Linked DNA regions of Mus musculus: region 2 is linked to region 1. A link is a loop called in an ENCODE intact Hi-C map of the cell type or tissue named here. Cell type or tissue: heart. All regions are shown on one strand. Region 1 overlaps Ldb2 (LIM domain binding 2). Region 2 overlaps D5Ertd615e (DNA segment, Chr 5, ERATO Doi 615, expressed).

Region 1 (4,000 bases):
TTGCAGAACATAAAGTTGTACATACATGTCTCTCTACCTTGTTCTCATCACCCAAGACTACCATACAACTCTAGAAAAGCCATCAGTAAAAACACGCTCCTCCCTTAGGCCAACGCTAAAAGAGTCCTGTGAAGACACTCTGACGTCCTAAGGTGGGTACATGATACCAATTGTGGAGGCATGCCACACTGGAGTAAGACGGACTATAAGACCATCCTTACTGTGTCTTGCCCATTGACATGAAAGCATCGCCCTGCCCCTTGGGGTGCATATGGAGACTGAGATTGAGAAAGCACCTCAAGAACATTAATCATAGTTTGCCCTGCACAGGCTTTGGGAGCCAAGCCAAGTCCACTCAAGCTTGGACTTTAAAACTGCCATCCCCACAGGTGCTGTAGACAGGGCACTCATTGTTATTTAATGGTCCCCAGGCAGATACTAAGTGAGTGTTCGGCTTGCTTCTCCACTATGTTCCCACCCCTGAGTTTATACTCATTTTGCTGGAGAGTTGAAATTGTCGCTTGGTGCTCTGTGTGGAGAGTGAACTGGAGTGATTAATAATTCAGAGCCCTCACATGCTGTGTGATATGAATTGTGTTGATAATTACATGATTATGAATCTGGTTTGAAATATTATTAATGCTGGAACTATCAATACGTAGAAGCTTTACCCTTCAGTGGGGTTTGCTCTGCAGCTGGCTTGAGCCTCCAGTAACCATTGGATGACCCTGTTTGGTGGCCTCATCTGCATTCCCTTTGAGTACATTTAATTAAAATTTCAAGTTGAAAAGAATTGCAGCTTCCTTGTAATCCTGAATGGAATGTTATTAAGCCTGTGTGTTCTCGTCCTAAGTGACCACCTACCAACAGGGTGTCTGGCCTTACTGATCCAGAGGTGATGAGAGAGCTGGCCTTCTCTGTCTGTCTTGCTCTCCTATAAGTTTCAGGCTTATGGACTAGAGACTAAACTGATGCTCAGAGTCAAACTGAGGACTGTGCCGGAAGTTTTATTTGTGTCACGAACATTTTTTAATCATAACATTTTGTTTTTATTAACGTAAGAAACTGAAGCAAGTTGATGATATACATCTGTGATGTGCTGTGATAACCTGACGTATGTATACTGTGTGCAATGGCCAAGCCATAGAACACATTCACTTCCTTTCCTTGAACACTGATCATGCTCTGTGTGTGTGCTCTTCAAACTCATCTGCTTTAACTCAGTCCGACAACACTGAACCTGAGGAGAGGCACATCACTGTAGGCCCAAGGTGAGCTTTAAATCTAGGTCTGACTCAAAAACCCAGGCTCTTTCCTGGCCTGCTGCAGGCATAATCTACATATAAAATGTGCTGCTTATTAGCAATGGTTTAGAAATTCTCCAAAATCTAGAACTCTGTGACACTAGCCAATAGATCCAAGAATAAACTAACAAAATATTATAAGAAGAAATGTTTCCTAAGGTATTTTTAAAAACATGTTTTACTCCAAATATATTGATTGTGCTCTATTGACTGCCTAAGACCTTTTGAAGGCATCTCAGGGCCATCTTCAGATCTGTGAGTTACAGTCAAGGACTGTTCTGAGGATATTGGATGATGATGGCCACCCTAATTTCATCACAAAGTTCCTTTTCTTCCCCCATCCTCCCAGCTGCTTGAGCTTGTGAGTTCATCCATAGTGGGAACAAGAGTCTACTGACTGGCTTTCAACTTCCTAACTCCTAGGAAGTAGCTCCCATCTAAGTCAGGTCAAAATGACACAGGGAGATCAGTTTGTCCTGGAGAAGAATGACAGTTCCTCAAATCAGAGAGGACCTGAGAAAGCCGACTGCACAGCCCCAGGATCCAGGGCTACTGGAAGTTAGTACCATATCTGAAGAAGACACCCACAGCTCTGGGTTTGAAGAAGCCTCGTGACTATTGCTCTGTATACTGTGTCATGGAGACAAATAAATAGACATCGCTCATTAGAGAGACAGGAAGATCAACATTTGTCCAATGTTCACCTCCCCAAATTACATCTGATTTTAAGAATCTCACAATGAACCCACCTCAGAGTAGGAGACTCCAAGACTACCAATAAAGTTCAAAATATGCTACTATTAATAGAGGTGGAACTTAAGAGTGGGGGCTAAATGCCTGGACCTTTGTCAGCTGATTGATCATTCCTTTGTAAGCAACTGGTTTTACTTTCGCTGTTGTAACATCAATCTACAGTCCACTGGCTAAAGGCCAAGCTGGCCTTCACCTTGGCACGGGACCATATTCTGTGACTCAGTGCTTCTTGTCCATTTATTAGTGCTGCAGACTTCCTATAATTCAGTCTAAAAATGGCATCCTGTGGAAAACACTGCATTTGTGATTGAGCCCCAGTAAAGAGGCACTCGAGTGTATGTATGTCCCTAGAGAGAACACGGTGAAGCCCTAAACCCATCATCTGTTATGTGCCTTCAAAACCTTAATTCCTATCACAATTTTAAAGTAAGAGAAAAAAAAATGGAAGGAAAGAGAAAGGTAAAGAAAAATGCCCATTCCTGCCCCACCCCTCCACTAAGGAAAAAAAAAAAAAAACAAAAAAACTCTCAGTCTAAAAAAAAAATCTATTTTTAATGCTCAAGACGATGGTGGTGAGGGAGATTGAAACCACAGAAAAAGGCTTTTATTAGAGGCTTTAATTCCAAATGGAACTCAGTTGCATTCATCACAGGTCTTATTCTCCATTTGCTCATTAGTTTGAACGACAAAGTCTCCGTGAAAATCTACGGATATGGGTGCTTCCTCATCTGATACCTTGCCACGTCCTCTCCTGAGTGTTTTTAGACAAAACTCGTTTTGATTGTGGGCGCTCCTAAACCGCACCCCTGATTTGAAAGTGTCTGTTCCTCTGCTCAGCTCCGCCAGCCCTCAACTGTGGGTGACGATCCTCTAAACCTATGATTGATTTGGGACCCCGAAGAACTTGAAGGAGACAAATGGTGTTTGGGAAGCAGAGGAGGCTGCCAAGGACACAGGTGAAGAGTGACAAGGGATGTGTTTCATAATCACAATGAAGACCAGCAAGGGCGATATGATCTCACACTGTATGGGAAGATGTGACTGGTGCGTGCAGCTGGCTTACCAAAAGTCAGGAGCTGACGCAGAACTCCCGAGGAAAACATTGTTTGCCTTTCAGAGGAATTAAGGGAAAGGAAATATCACTCTCCAGCTTCATATCGACAGCAACGAGGGGCTGGGAAATTGCTGTTTCCTAAGCTGTTTCCGAAAGATACAGTTGTGAGCTGGGGGGTTACAGGGAGGTAACAGAAACCAGAATGGCCCAAAGCTGCCCTAAGAAGAAAGGGCTTGGCCACCTGCTTCTCAGTCAGCTTGAAAGAGATAACCACTTGCCGGCAGCAGAGGGGAGTGGAAAGAGAACGGGAACTTTAGGATAACCCATTTGTTCCATGGGTTGTTAGTGAGCACCTGCTGTTTGCTGAGCGCTTTTCTGCCTGTTGACCAAAGGAGCTGAACACACACTGATTCCATGACTGGTTAGTTAGTACTCTGGGGACAAAGTACTTAACACCTCTAAAAACAAAACAGAGAAACGGGGTGGGGGGGGGGGGCTGGGGCAGGGGCACAGATCCAGATCTATAGCCATTGTCATGAAGATAGCCTGAGAGAATGTATGGATGTAGATAGAATAAGATCATGTATGAATGGAGAATCACCTTCATCTCTCGGAGCCTGATTGCTTTGATCTTAAGAACAGACAGTAAGGCCGAGCTCCCAGAGCCCACCCATTGTTTAAGGGAAAGGCAAATCCAGCCCGCCCAACCATACATACACCAAAATAGTAGCTGGCAGTTTCGGAAGTCCTTCTGCTAGCACACACGAACAAAATTGAGTAAAGTCAAGCTTTAAGAGCATCTTGCTGGGGAGAAATGGGAACAGTCATTTAAAGGATACCTGGACCTTCAAAGCGAGGCTTTATCATGCAGATAACCCCAGAAGAAAAC
Region 2 (4,000 bases), 800 kb before region 1:
AGTCTTCCTAAGTGTGCAAGTGTGATGTAGGCTATGTGGTCAGAAAGTAGCCCCATAGCTGTTGCCTTCAGGGACTCATAGCAGGTGCACTGCTGGTGTGACAATGACCTGCCATGCAGAGTGCTCATGCTCCTTGGTCTCTTTGCTGAGATATTTCCATACAAACTCACGTTACAGTCCATTCCTCTTATTATAGATTTTTGGTTTCTCAAGATAAGTATGGGTTTTTGTAAGCTCAGTCCATTTTGTAAAATTATTAATTTTGAGAGCAAACACGTACAAACATGGATTTAAAATAAGTCTCTCTTTGTCTCTGTCTCTCTCTCCATATATGTAATTATACTTTGTCCTTCTCTCCCATTGCCCCCTCCTGTGTCCTATTCTACTGGGTTGTTCCCAGTTATCTTTGTGTTTTTCATTAATATATTTTATTATATATACGTTTATCTCTGTTTAAATATTTTTCTCTTCTTTCATTAGTCCCCCATGTGTATGTGTGTGTGCCTACATACATGCAGCTCAGTTCTTTCAATTGCCCCATAGAATAACAGGATAGAACTCTGAAAGAATAGGTAGCATATTTTCATATATTTCCTTATTTCTTTACTGATTCCCTCTGGTTCAGTGTTTTGGGCACCTTCTTCTATGCATAGATCCAGCCCAAGCCCCTCTAGTTTTTAATTTGCTGCTGAGAAGTTAACTGCTAATCAGTGCTGTGACTGCAGGCACAAAGAGTGTAGACAGCACTCCACTCTCGTACAAGAAAGAGGCACCAGATCAGCATGGGGGCAGGGAGATCAAAACTGTAATTAAACTGAGGCCTGAGTGGCTTCTCTTGGCATTCAATATAGGAGAACATTGCCAGACTGTAGAGCCCTCAAGCCCTGCCCCCACCCGGACTGTAGAGCCCTCAAGCCCCGCCCCCACCCCAGACTGTAGAGCCCTCAAGCCCCGCCCCCATGCCCACAGACCTGCTCCCTTAGGATGGTTCTACTCAAGTTGAACCTACTTCCTTTGAGGTTTATTTCGAAAATGTCCTACATTGTTTTTCTCTTTTCACAGCCACATATTTTCTTTTGACTGACATTTGGAGAGAATATTGCTCATTTGGTAGAATCTCAATGTCTTAGACTAATGTTTTGGCATAGATCTACTGGGAAATTGCTCTGTCATCAGCACCCCGTTAACACACCTCTGAACGTGTGTGTGTGTGTGCGCGTGTGCAAGTTTGTGCACAGGTTGCATTCTTTTGAAGAATTTACTATTGTTTAATCTTCCCAGGATTTTAAAATATCAATTGAAAAATACTCCAAAATAAAGCACATATGTTAAATTAAAACAAAATTTGAAGGAAAGTGCCTTAGATGTCCAAAAGTATAAGAACTAGGAGGCTATATGAATAGCAAGCTACAGGCGAACCCTCTCCGTTTATGAAATGAGCTAGACATTTAATTGCAATGATATGGTTTGAGATCAGGCACACATAGCTACCGTAGGGAGGCAGAAGCTAGTGTAGTGAGCATGATTAGGGTAGGGAGATCAGATTTTTATCCCCAAGGCAATCAAATAGTGAGAGAAAAATTTAAACCTGGGAGTGACATCATTGACTGCATGAATTATGGCTTCCACATCCAGAGGGGTGTGGCAGGAGGCAAAGGGCTGGGCAGGAAGCTTTGGCAGCAGCAGCAGAGAAGATAAGACCTTGGCCAAGAATGAGTAGGAAGGACATTGCAGTTGTGAGTCAGAGGAGGCCCACCATCTGCTTCAGGCCCTTTGACCTTCTAGCAAAGTACTGACTTCTGCCAAAACTACAGCAATAATCCCTGGAGTTCTCAACTGAGCCTTTTTCTCTAGTGTGGACAAGAGGGCTAATATTGCTTTTTTGACACATTCCTTATTTTCACGCTGACACACTCCTACTCATGAGAAACTCCTGCAGTATCCCAGGATCATAGTATCTCTTCATTTGTCTTCAATGCATTTCCAAAATCTAATGTATTTTTGTGGGAAGAACTGTGTGTGTGGGGGGTGGTGTGGTGTGGGGTGGGGTGAGGTGGGGTGGGGTGGGGTGGGGTGGGGTGAGGTGGGGTGAGGTGGGGTGGGGTGGGGTGAGGTGGGGTGGGGTGGGGTGGGGTGAGGTGGGGTGGGGTGGGGTGGGGGGGTGGGTGTGGGTGTTGGCTGTGGGTGTTGGCTGAATTAGAGAAGGTACATTTTCTACTTCCTTAGCCAACAGATGCTGGTAGGATTAGCTATTAACTTTAAAAGTCATGTATCAAACTGGTATCATTTGTGAAAAGCAGTATGCCTTAATTTTCATTGAGGTGACTCTTCAGTTTATGTTGAAGAAGTAAACAAGACAATAATGTGAGGAATAATATCTGATTTTAAACATGACATAATTTAGAAAGTTATAGACATACCTTTCTCCTTCAACCACTGAAGCTGCAAATTAGCGATTGCCTTCATTTTGATATATCTATTATGTGTTTGAAGCAGTTACATGCCCTCAGATTCTGTGTCTTATAAACCTAGCTGTGTTAGGAAGACAGACCTAAGTGTGTGTGTGTGGGGGGGTGTGGGGGTGGGGGTGGGGGCAGAATCAGAATTGGGATTGTGGACCACTTTTGAGAATTCATCTGTGGGTCTAGGTAGCAGAAAGGAGAAGCCAGGAGGCTACAGGCTTGTGGTGACGCAAGAGTTGTTTCAGGTCACTGAAAGAGATGACTCCACTACTGTGGGGGAAGGGAAAGCTTGAGGGACACCCCAGTTGACCTTGCTACTGTCCCACAGTATGCTGCTTTCCCACGGCAGACAATTCCCCCTGATAGGGGTAGGTGCCAGGCAGGGCTTCTTAAATTGGGATGAAGCGGTTTAGATGTTTATGGAGATTTCCAAAATGAAATCATGTTACACAGTGAGTAATTTTGCCCAAGTATGTATGTGTTCATGTTTTCTTTCTCAGAAACCTTTCCCTACCTTTGCTTGGGTAGCTTCTGTACCTAATTGTCACAAGTGCGATGCTTTTAAATAGCAGAAATGCATTCTCCAGCAAGTCTAGAGAAAGTATGACTTCCAGGGGCCAGCAGGTTCTATTTTTTTTCCTGGAGACTGAGGTAGAAATTTTCCTATGCTCCTCAACAACAGAAGGCTCCAGGAATCCCCACAGACACATCACTCACTCCAACTTCTGCCTCTCTCTTCCCATGATTTTTCTCCCCCTGACCCCTGGGTGTCTCTTTGTCTCAAATCTCCTTCTCTTTTCTCTTATAAATATAATAGTCATTGAATTTAGGGTCTACTCTAGATCCAAAATGACCTCATCCAGAAATCTTCAGCTTAGTTAAAGCGACAAAGAGTCCAGTTCTAAATCACCTTACATTCAGGTCCTTGTTACCAGAGTTAGGATTTAGACATATCCTTTCTATCTTCTGCTTGAACCTGTGCTATACTACCACCAAAACCAAGAACAAAATATGATTTCCCCAACTCATGCAACTAATTCTGCTGGGATGAAAAAGGATAAAGAAGAATGTGCCACAGATGCCATTAATCTAGGGATAGAGTGCGGGCATGCCCTTCTACAGCAGTGTGGCCTGGCCAAGCATGAGGTGTGTGTCAGTGACTAAGGGAGGCGCTAGTATCATTGTAGAGTAGGGCTGGGTTGGATCTGAATGTGTTTCTGGAAGGAGAGTAGGCAGGAGAAGAACAACCAAGATCCTAGAGGTGAAGGCAAAGAGAGAGGAAGAAGAAGCCAGTGTAGGTCAGGAGTAGGTGGGAAAGTAGGACTTGAGATTGGGAGAGAAATAGCTGGAGCCACTGGAGAGGAAGGGGGCCAGGTTGTGAAAAGGTCAGCCTGGTAAAAGACAGAAACTGAGGCATTGTTTTAGGTGCACTGGAAACCCCTGGGGGGCCTTGGCAATGACCAAGTAATCTAGAAGTGGGAATCACATTCCTGGTACTTTCTGCTGTGCGCTGCACATTTGTACTTAGGACAGAAATT

What was found. Peaks named below come from ENCODE experiments on the same cell type or tissue, not always from the same donor. Only the 100,000 strongest peaks of a DNase experiment are listed, where the experiment ranks them.
Region 2: a loop joins it to region 1, with 3 times the contacts of the local background. A loop is called at or near these places in 3 of 42 quality-filtered maps.

Annotation. Positions count from the first base shown.
Region 1 is chr5:44,493,554-44,497,553 of GRCm38, reverse strand. The region is part of intron 5 of Ldb2 (LIM domain binding 2); the gene reads left to right. Among named protein-coding and RNA genes, the nearest start is that of Gm40297, 65 kb to the right of the region's middle. In heart, no CTCF peak of the experiment used is centred here; DNase peaks (open chromatin) are centred at 2,253 and 3,303.
Region 2 is chr5:45,290,225-45,294,224 of GRCm38, reverse strand. All of the region lies in intron 4 of D5Ertd615e (DNA segment, Chr 5, ERATO Doi 615, expressed), which reads left to right. Among named protein-coding and RNA genes, the nearest start is that of Gm46912, 130 kb to the right of the region's middle. In heart, no CTCF peak of the experiment used is centred here; a DNase peak (open chromatin) is centred at 1,694.